Regions from separate parts of the Homo sapiens genome. Here region 2 is linked to region 1. The links are chromatin contacts, found by Hi-C or POLR2A ChIA-PET in ENCODE. All regions are on one chromosome and are shown on one strand. The core of a region is the stretch at or near the end of the contact, and the rest is flanking DNA. Distances in the headings are between cores, read along the strand shown.

Evidence for each region. A loop is a pair of places that touch in the nucleus more often than their neighbours do. ChIA-PET counts read pairs that join two places held with the same protein, here RNA polymerase II (POLR2A). Pooled maps may share reads with other maps.
Region 2: a loop to region 1 is called in a map of B cell, with 26 times the contacts of the local background. The contact joins the promoter of STAM here to the promoter of MINDY3 in region 1. A Hi-C loop is called at or near these places in 6 of 168 maps with a recorded cell type or tissue (B cell, CD4-positive, alpha-beta T cell, CD8-positive, alpha-beta T cell and 2 more), 2 of 37 single-sample maps with no recorded cell type and 10 of 50 pooled maps. POLR2A ChIA-PET finds 5 or more read pairs at or near these places in 1 of 52 experiments (CD4-positive, alpha-beta T cell).

What each region holds. Positions count from the first base shown.
Region 1 is chr10:15,858,370-15,862,375 of GRCh38, forward strand. MINDY3 (MINDY lysine 48 deubiquitinase 3) reads right to left here and starts at 2,138. Exons shown (of 15, transcript NM_024948.4): 1 at 1,837-2,138. The coding sequence starts at 1,930. It overlaps LOC124902383 (a long non-coding RNA gene), which reads left to right. Exons shown (of 4, transcript XR_007062071.1): 4 at 1-431. RefSeq lists an enhancer at 1,880-1,929.
Region 2 is chr10:17,641,530-17,645,579 of GRCh38, forward strand. STAM (signal transducing adaptor molecule) reads left to right here and starts at 2,622. Exons shown (of 14, transcript NM_003473.4): 1 at 2,622-2,850. The coding sequence starts at 2,811. It overlaps STAM-DT (STAM divergent transcript), which reads right to left and starts at 2,389. Exons shown (of 1, transcript NR_110370.1): 1 at 1-2,389. RefSeq lists enhancers at 1,576-2,224, 2,225-2,874, 2,297-2,366, 2,517-2,636.

The DNA.
Region 1 (4,006 bases), core at 888-3,387:
GAATAATGATTAGCCATCAAATAAACAACTTATTGTAATTGTCAGGAAAAAGCCAAAGAGTGAATTTGGCATAGTCTACAATTAAACACTTTTTAAAATAATATAAAAACAGCTACCATATACTGAGTGTTCACTATACGTCAGATAGTGTGCTAAGCACCTAAATTATTTACATGGCCTCTAATCCTCACAATAACTCTGTAAGGTCTATTATCTGTACTTTACAGAGAAGGAAACTGAGGCTTAAATAAGCTAAATCACATGAACCTGAACCAAGTACATCTATTCCAGACTGTGCTCTTAACCATTACTAGAACTGCCACCCTGAATCTTCCTTGTATTTGCATTACAGTATAAATATAAACAGGGCTGAATATTATCTTATTCTACTTTGTAAAATGTTTAATAAATGTTAACTGATTACAATGGAAGTAAATTTTTTCTTAGTCTTTCACAGTATTTTAGAGCTGCTTACTATTAGAATAAGTAAGTCAAAGTGGGAAGTGTTAAAATAAAATCTCCCTCTAAGAAGCCCAAGATTAGGTAACTGACATAATTGAATGTGAAAAAAAAGAGCCCAAGTCATTACATGTAGGGTTTGGGAACTCAAAGGAAGATAATGAAAACAGAGGTATATTAGGAATCGAGAGACCTGGAATCCACTCCCAGTTCTATCGATTTGTGCAACTTTGGCCCAGTCATTTACCTTTACAACTAATTTTTTTCGCCTGCAAAGCAACAGTGAGGGACTAAATATCCCAACTTAACAATACATCGTAATTGTAATTTTACCAGCTCTTAAAACAAACATGTGGGAGGGAGGGAGAGATTACGTAAATCCTGAATTTTTGTTACAAAATACACGTTTTGAAATAGGGGTTTATATTTACTATGCCAAAATTCCGCCCAATCTATTTCGGGAACAGGTGTTCCCTAAATAGATGTTTTAATAATAATAGTGTTTTACATACATAAATTATTGATCCTTCTGACTCAAGGTTATGTTTTAACCTCATCATCATCTTTCCTAAGTCACCTTTAGGAATGTGTCAGTTGTTTGCCTATCCAAACTTAAGAATTAGGGATAGTTACTAGTATAAAGCGCCCAGCCTGTTACAGTGCAAGAATTCAATAAATGCTTATTTTATTTCATTATTATTTGTACTAAGACTCTTCATGTAAGTAAAAGTCCTGTCTGGGTTACAAGCATACCGGCCGAGGAAGTACTATGATCCATATTCCTTTTTTAACCGTGACAGATAATAAACCATATAAAAAACGGGGATACTTTGGGCCAAGAGTACACTTTTTAGCAAATAACAGTGTTTATACACAGACTACCACGCCTAACCACATAATGACAATACAAACAAAAAACTGCTTTTTGGAATTAGCCACTTGGACTTTCCCTTGGACGTCCCTCCTTCTCACCAAAAATAGACCAACCACCACCAATAGACAGCTCTGTTAGGGGGTAAAGATGCGGAAGGCCACAGCACCCCTTGAGAAAGTGACACCGGGGCACGGGGCGCATCTTCCGTGTCACGCCCTGCAACCCAGCAAGGGGCCACCCTCTCCTCCTCCCCAGCCGAAGGGCAGCCCGGAGGATGGAAAGAGCGCTGCGGGTATTTAGTGGCAGCTGTAACCATTCTCCTACTCAAACTCTCCCCACCAAGGCAAGGCAGGGCGTGTCTAGAAAGTCCAGCTTCAGCGCTGAGCACGGCGACTGGGGCAGAGAGCGGGGCACGCGAGGGGCTGGAGCGAGAGGCGTCACAGGCGGACTCTCGCAGGGCAAAAGAAGCAGCGGCTGCAAGTGTGAGAGCCCCGCCAGGGTACCTTGCGTCCAGCGGCAGAAAATGGTGTCCGAGAGACCGGGGCTGCTCTTGGTGCCCCACACCAGCTCCATCAGCTCTTTAGTCAGTTCGGACATGATGAGGAACCGGCGGGCGGATCTTCGCTTTGCGGACTCCTGCCCCGGAACATGGGGAAGGGGCAACTCCGGAAACAGCAGCTGCGGGACGGCGGCGGCAAACGAATTGGAAGGTGAGGCAGGAAAGAAGAAGGGGCTGAGAGCCACTTGCAGAGACCAAGCCTGTCAAGCCAGGTTGGGGCAGCAGCGAGTTTTCCGTACCGGAAGTGCTGGTGCCACTTCCGACTCCTCTTTAACTCCCGCCCCTTAAGGCTGAGGGCCCGGAAGTCCCCTCCCCGGAAGTGAAATTGGAGGCGGAAACAGGCACGGAAAGCGGTGGAAGTAGCTTCTGACCTTTCTGAACTGTCTGGGACCCTTTGGTGGGGTGGTAGTTTTTGTATTGGGAAGGGGCGTCGGCGTGTTTCTAAACTCCAGGAATACCTTCTTCCTCTACGCACTGCTCTGGGCTAAGCTGGAGGCTCTGAGGCCCAGGCACTAGGAATTAGAACATATGCCCATTGCTTGTATTTTTCAATATTAATTTTGCAAAACTAGAACTATAAGGCAATAGTTGAGTCACAGTGCGGTAACATCCGTGCCTTTGTAGGGCGCTTCTCATAAGCTGGAGGCTGTCCGCCTCTGTACTTCAATAAATCAAAGTCAGACCAACTATTACCTAAAAACATGGCAAAGAATGTGGCATAATGTGCATTAGAAATGCTTCCACCAGCTGCAACGCAGAATTACAAGGTATTTGTAGGGAAACAAATTCAGAGCAACCTGTTTGTAAATGTTACAGCATTTTCATCTCCAGTTTTTGACACTGCAGAGTGTGTGGGCAACACCTGGACTAAAGTTTAGGTTTTACTCATTAACTAGCAGTTAAATTGAGTTCATGTGAAAACTTATGTTTGTGCTGCTTAAAAAAAGAGGGCTTGTATTGCCCGAGCTTTGAATTTAAAACGAAAGGGCAAAATCTGATTTAAAAAAAAATACATGCTTTTATTTTGGTTCTGTAAGGTTTCTGTACTCCTTGGAAACCATATTACTTTGGGATGCAGTAATGCAATAGTTAAGAGGCCAAGCTGTGGGTCATACTGGCCCATATTCCTACCTTTTGCACTTACTAGCAAGTTACCTACTATCTACCTAGGCTTTTTTCTTTCTAAAAGGGAGATTGCATACATTTCATATATTGTAAGGAATAAATGGAAAAAGTAACACATACAAAGGATTTGGTGTACTTCCTAGCACATGGAAGGCATTTATGCAACAGTGGGTATTTTTTTTACCTCAAGAAGCCATTTTGTGGGAATTTGATGCAACAGTAGTTCTGACTTTTTTACCCATAAATTCTAGCCAGTTGTATTTTAGTATAATACGTTATGTTCTCTAATTTCAAAAACATGCAGTTTCATTGTAGAATACCCTTGCATTTGGCTAATTAAAATTAACCCTTAATTTAAAATCTTTTAGATTGCAAATAAGGTTTTGTTAATTTATGCTTTATTACTAGCTATTTTTTCCTATTTATACGTTATTTCTAATTTTATTTTAATTAATTTAATTTTATTTCTTCAGTACCCTTTACTGTAATTACAGGGACTTGCCCAAAGTGCCTGTAGTAGAGCCATAGCATTCCTTTTGATCTTTATTCCCTTTAGAATATCCCTTGCCTTGTTTTTGCAAATCAAATCTTACCTATCCTTCATGTCAGAGTGTGCATGCCAAACTTTCTCCAGTCATTACAATTGAAAGTAATAATTATAATTTCTGAGGCTTCATAGTACCTTATGTGTAACTTGCTTATGACAATTCCTATCATCATTGTATTTGCAAAGAGTTATTTGCTTTTCTCTTGGGATATAAATTTATGGAAGCAAAGAGCTGCCTATTCATAATTCTAGCATGGGGCCTTGAACATCACTGGATCTCAATAATTACGATTCCAAGGAACAAAACTTGCCTTTACTGGAAATAAAGAATTCATTATCTCTCAGCAAGTGAGAGATCGGGGAAGTAGTACTGACTGCTCCAGTTAAATATCTAATATTCGCATGCTGATTACAATTTACGTAATTCTTCCACTTCCTGAAA
Region 2 (4,050 bases), core at 1,372-3,871, 1.8 Mb after region 1:
TTTCACTTTTTATGTTTGTCTTTTAAGTTAAATATTAAAAATTTTATATTTAAAAAATGTTTATTATTTATACAGCACATTAATCATCGAGACCCCCCTGCCCCCACAGCTAAAGTCATTCTAGGTCAGAATGCACGGATACTGCTCTCAATACTAGTATGTATTACTCCCAGTGCACACATATTGATAATCAAGGCTTGAACAGTTTGTGCCCTGGCTTATTGCTGGCAACAGAGTAATTCAGTCCGGAGTACAGAACATGTACAAATGCATTTTCATCAATATCTGGCTCTGATACACCCAGTCTGAGCCACCAATATCTGGCTCAGGCACTTATGATAATGGCCCAAGACACTGCTCAGGATCTTAAGGTAAACAAGTTGTCACCTAATTCTGTCAGCCCAGCAATCAAAGCACATTTTTGAGAGGGAATGTTCTGACTTCCGTATCAGTCGTGATATTTCCGAATAATTCTATACTTGTCATAATGAAACACAAGCACGCTTTTGGTATTGGCCCTTCAAAACATTAAGAAACTGGTGGTACCAACATACCATTTTTGACATTGTTGTATTTTAACATTTTTTCTGCTTTTGAAAGGAATACACGCTCATCATTAAAATATTTTGAATAATAAAATGCACAAAGAACAAAAACATTGTCTAGAATCTTGCCACTCAGAGACAATCATGTCATAATATTCTCATGTATTTCCTTTCAGATTTTTAAAATTGTGGGCATTTGTAATTTTATAAGGTTTGTAACTTCCTTCTGAAAACTTGTGTATTCAGATGTCTATGTAAATATGAATCTGTATTATGCACCTTAAATGGCTGTGTAGTTTTCACATCTTATGTACTATGATTTAACTGACCAGTGTAAATTACAGTGATCAGTTACACTTATTTAGTGCTTACTCTATGCCAGGCACTGTAATAAGCGTTTTGCTTGTACTAATTCATTTGATCCTCACAACCCTATTATTCCTGTTTCTTACACATGAGGAAACTGAGACACCAAGAGGTGAAGCAATTTGTCCAATCACTCAATGTGGGACATTTAATGGCTGGCAATGCTTTGATCCTTTAGACAATGTTGCCATGTATACCTTTGTTCATGTTTTAAAAGAATGTCTTTAGGATTAATTTGCCGAAATGGAATTGCTGGGTCCTAAGGTTTTAAAAATTTTTTTACATGCTTCCAAATATTTCCCTTAGGAAGATTATACAGTATTTACACTTCATCCAACAGTATGTGAGTGTCTGACTCCTCACATCCCTGATTCTTTGCAATTTTTTTCTTTTTTTGAGACGGAGTTTCGCTCCCGGGTTCAAACGATTCCCAGCCTCAGCCTCCCGAATAGCTGGGATTACAAGCGCGCACCACCACGCCCGGCTAATTTTTTGTACTTTTAGTAGAGACGGGGTTTCACCATGGCCAGGCTGGTCTTGAACTCCTGACCTCAGGTGATCTGCCGGCCTCGGCCTCCCAGAGTGCTGGGATTACAGGCGTGAGCCACCGCGCCCGGCCGATTCTTTGTAATTTTTACCTAAATGACAAAACATTATCTAACTGCTACTTTAATTTGCACATTTCACTTTTAGAGGTGGGACTTCATTTTTAATGAATTTTTAAGCACTCTTTGATTACTATGTATTAATCCTGTGTTGACATGTCAATATTAGTTTCCACGCTACATTTGGAGATGCCGTAATTTGCGGGATAATTTCCATTTACGTACAAGATGTGCTTACTAAGTTTGTTCCAAGTGGGACGCAACATCTCTAGTAGATGCTCCTTAAAACTTCTCCATCACACAGAGAATAATTTTTATTGGTTAACTAAACTTATAAGTAAAATAAATAAACCAACATTTTGGGTTGCTAGGAATCACTCACTGATCAACTTTTAGCTCCAGTTTTTTTCTGTTTTCTTTTTTTTGCTCAGTCTAGGGAGGCTATCTTGGGCTGTGAAAGACATGTCACCAACCATCACAGCTGCTGAGTGATTGCACGGTTAGTCAGTAGGTGCCAACGCCCTGCTAGAAGAGCTGTCTGCAGATTCCAAAGCCGGGCGTTCAGGGACTCCCGGGAAGGAGCCAGCGTTACCTCAGCCTCTCCGAGGGACACGCGCGCCCTGAACACTCCCCTCTTGGGATTCAGGCCAATTCGTTCAGCTCCCATGACTTCATCCGAGCAAGTTTGTCACCTCACGCAGCTAATTAAACTGTTTACCTAGAAGATGATCCAAAGGAATTTCCATTTCCTTCCAGAGGGAATACAAGGTTATGATAACCGAGAGAGCGAGAGGAAAAAAGGCGCACAGCTCGACCCGAACTCAACCTGCTTTCTTTCTCCTGGCTCTCCCAGTCACTCCTGGGGTTGTTAGTAGGCTTCAGCACGCCTGAAGGACCCCGTCCTACGGAGACTCCTAGCCAAGGGAAAAGCAGAAAACACAAGAACTAATTCCACTCTTATGTGTGACTAATTAAAAGAGGAGTCAGGCAGAGGGGACTCCCTGTTCAGCCTTTACCGATGGGGCAGGCTCGGGGCAGCTTTGAGACAGGCAGCGCCAAGGTCGCCCAGATTCCCGACAAGCTCCGCGCGGGGGCTTCCTCGGCTCCTTGCTGTTGCCGCCGCCGCAGCTGCTGCCGCGGTTGGTGGGGTTGGGTGAGAGGAGGAGCTGTCGCGGACCCTGTAGAGTCGGTCTCTGTTGCTCTTTTTGCCTGAGGAGTCTTCCATCCTACGTCGAGCTCTGACTCCCGTGCTGTCGAGAGGGAGTCCCCGGGGACACCTCGGCACGCAGCGGAGATGCCTCTTTTTGCCACCAATCCCTTCGATCAGGATGTTGGTAAGTGTTTTTGCCTCTCCCTGCCCATTCCTCACCGGACTGCACGCTCACTCTGCCAGCCCCTGCCTGCATTCAGGACCCTCGGGCCAGGGCCAAGGAAGAGCTCGCTCTTCCCCTTTCCTGAGGCTCCCTCCTTCAGAGCTGGGAGGAGGTTGAGGGCTTGGCGCATCCTCTTTGAAAGAAATGGGACTCATCCTGTGAAATGGGCCTTGAGCTAGGACTGTAGGTTGCCAAAGAACTGCTGAATGGGTTGGTGTAAAGGGCCTGGGAGGAGCAGCTGGTGTAGCATCTGGTGCAGGGACTGTGCTTCTGGAAGAACAGCGAAGGGCTTAAGGCGTATGTTGGCTAGATTAGGATTGTAAACCCTGTACCAAAAGTGCTTGCCTAGACAAATAAATGTTGAGCGTCTGGAACTGGCAGAATGTTTTAGGTAAGGTTCCTTAGAGGATTTTAAAATCTTTTGTAACGGTAACTGAAGGAGGGAGCTCTGGTTAAGGGTAGACTCTCAAACATGTTAGGAGCGATGAAGATGAAATACTTGGCAACGACTGAAACCGAATTGAGGACCTGAGCCTTTGGGATGTCTCTCTTAGGCTAGGTCTCTGCACTTTAAAAGGTGTAAAGAAGTGTGGAAGAAGTTGTTGAATCTGGAAAGAGTTTGAAATGCTACATTTTTGTTGTTTTCTGAATCACTGGTATTAGGTACTGATGATGTCAATTCAATAGGTTTGCTTTTGGTTTTTAATTTTATTTTATTTTATTTTTTTCTGACTTGAAGATAATAATTATGGGAATTTGAGTTTCCGGGGAGAGAATTTTGGTTTAATTTGAACGCACGTAGGAACTACCTTGGCACACAAGTGTGGAATGAAAGCAAGCCAAATACCATTTCCAAATCCCTTATGGCAGAATGTAATCATTACTGTGAATAAGGACAACCTTATGAATTTACTTGTCTTTGTGTATTTTAATTATGAAAGGTGGATGTTGAATTTTTCTTTTTAAACTCTTCCTTAGAGCATGTCACTGAAACTTGGAAGTTTATATAAGAGTAGAAAAAAGTTCACTCCTTACCTCTGCCACTTCTCAGCTCACGGTGAAATCATAGGCAAGTTAAATTCTTTGAGTTCCAGTGTTCTTGTCTTTAAAGAGGGGAAAACACATCATTCCATTCTGCAGTTAAATAATATGTCTAGAGGG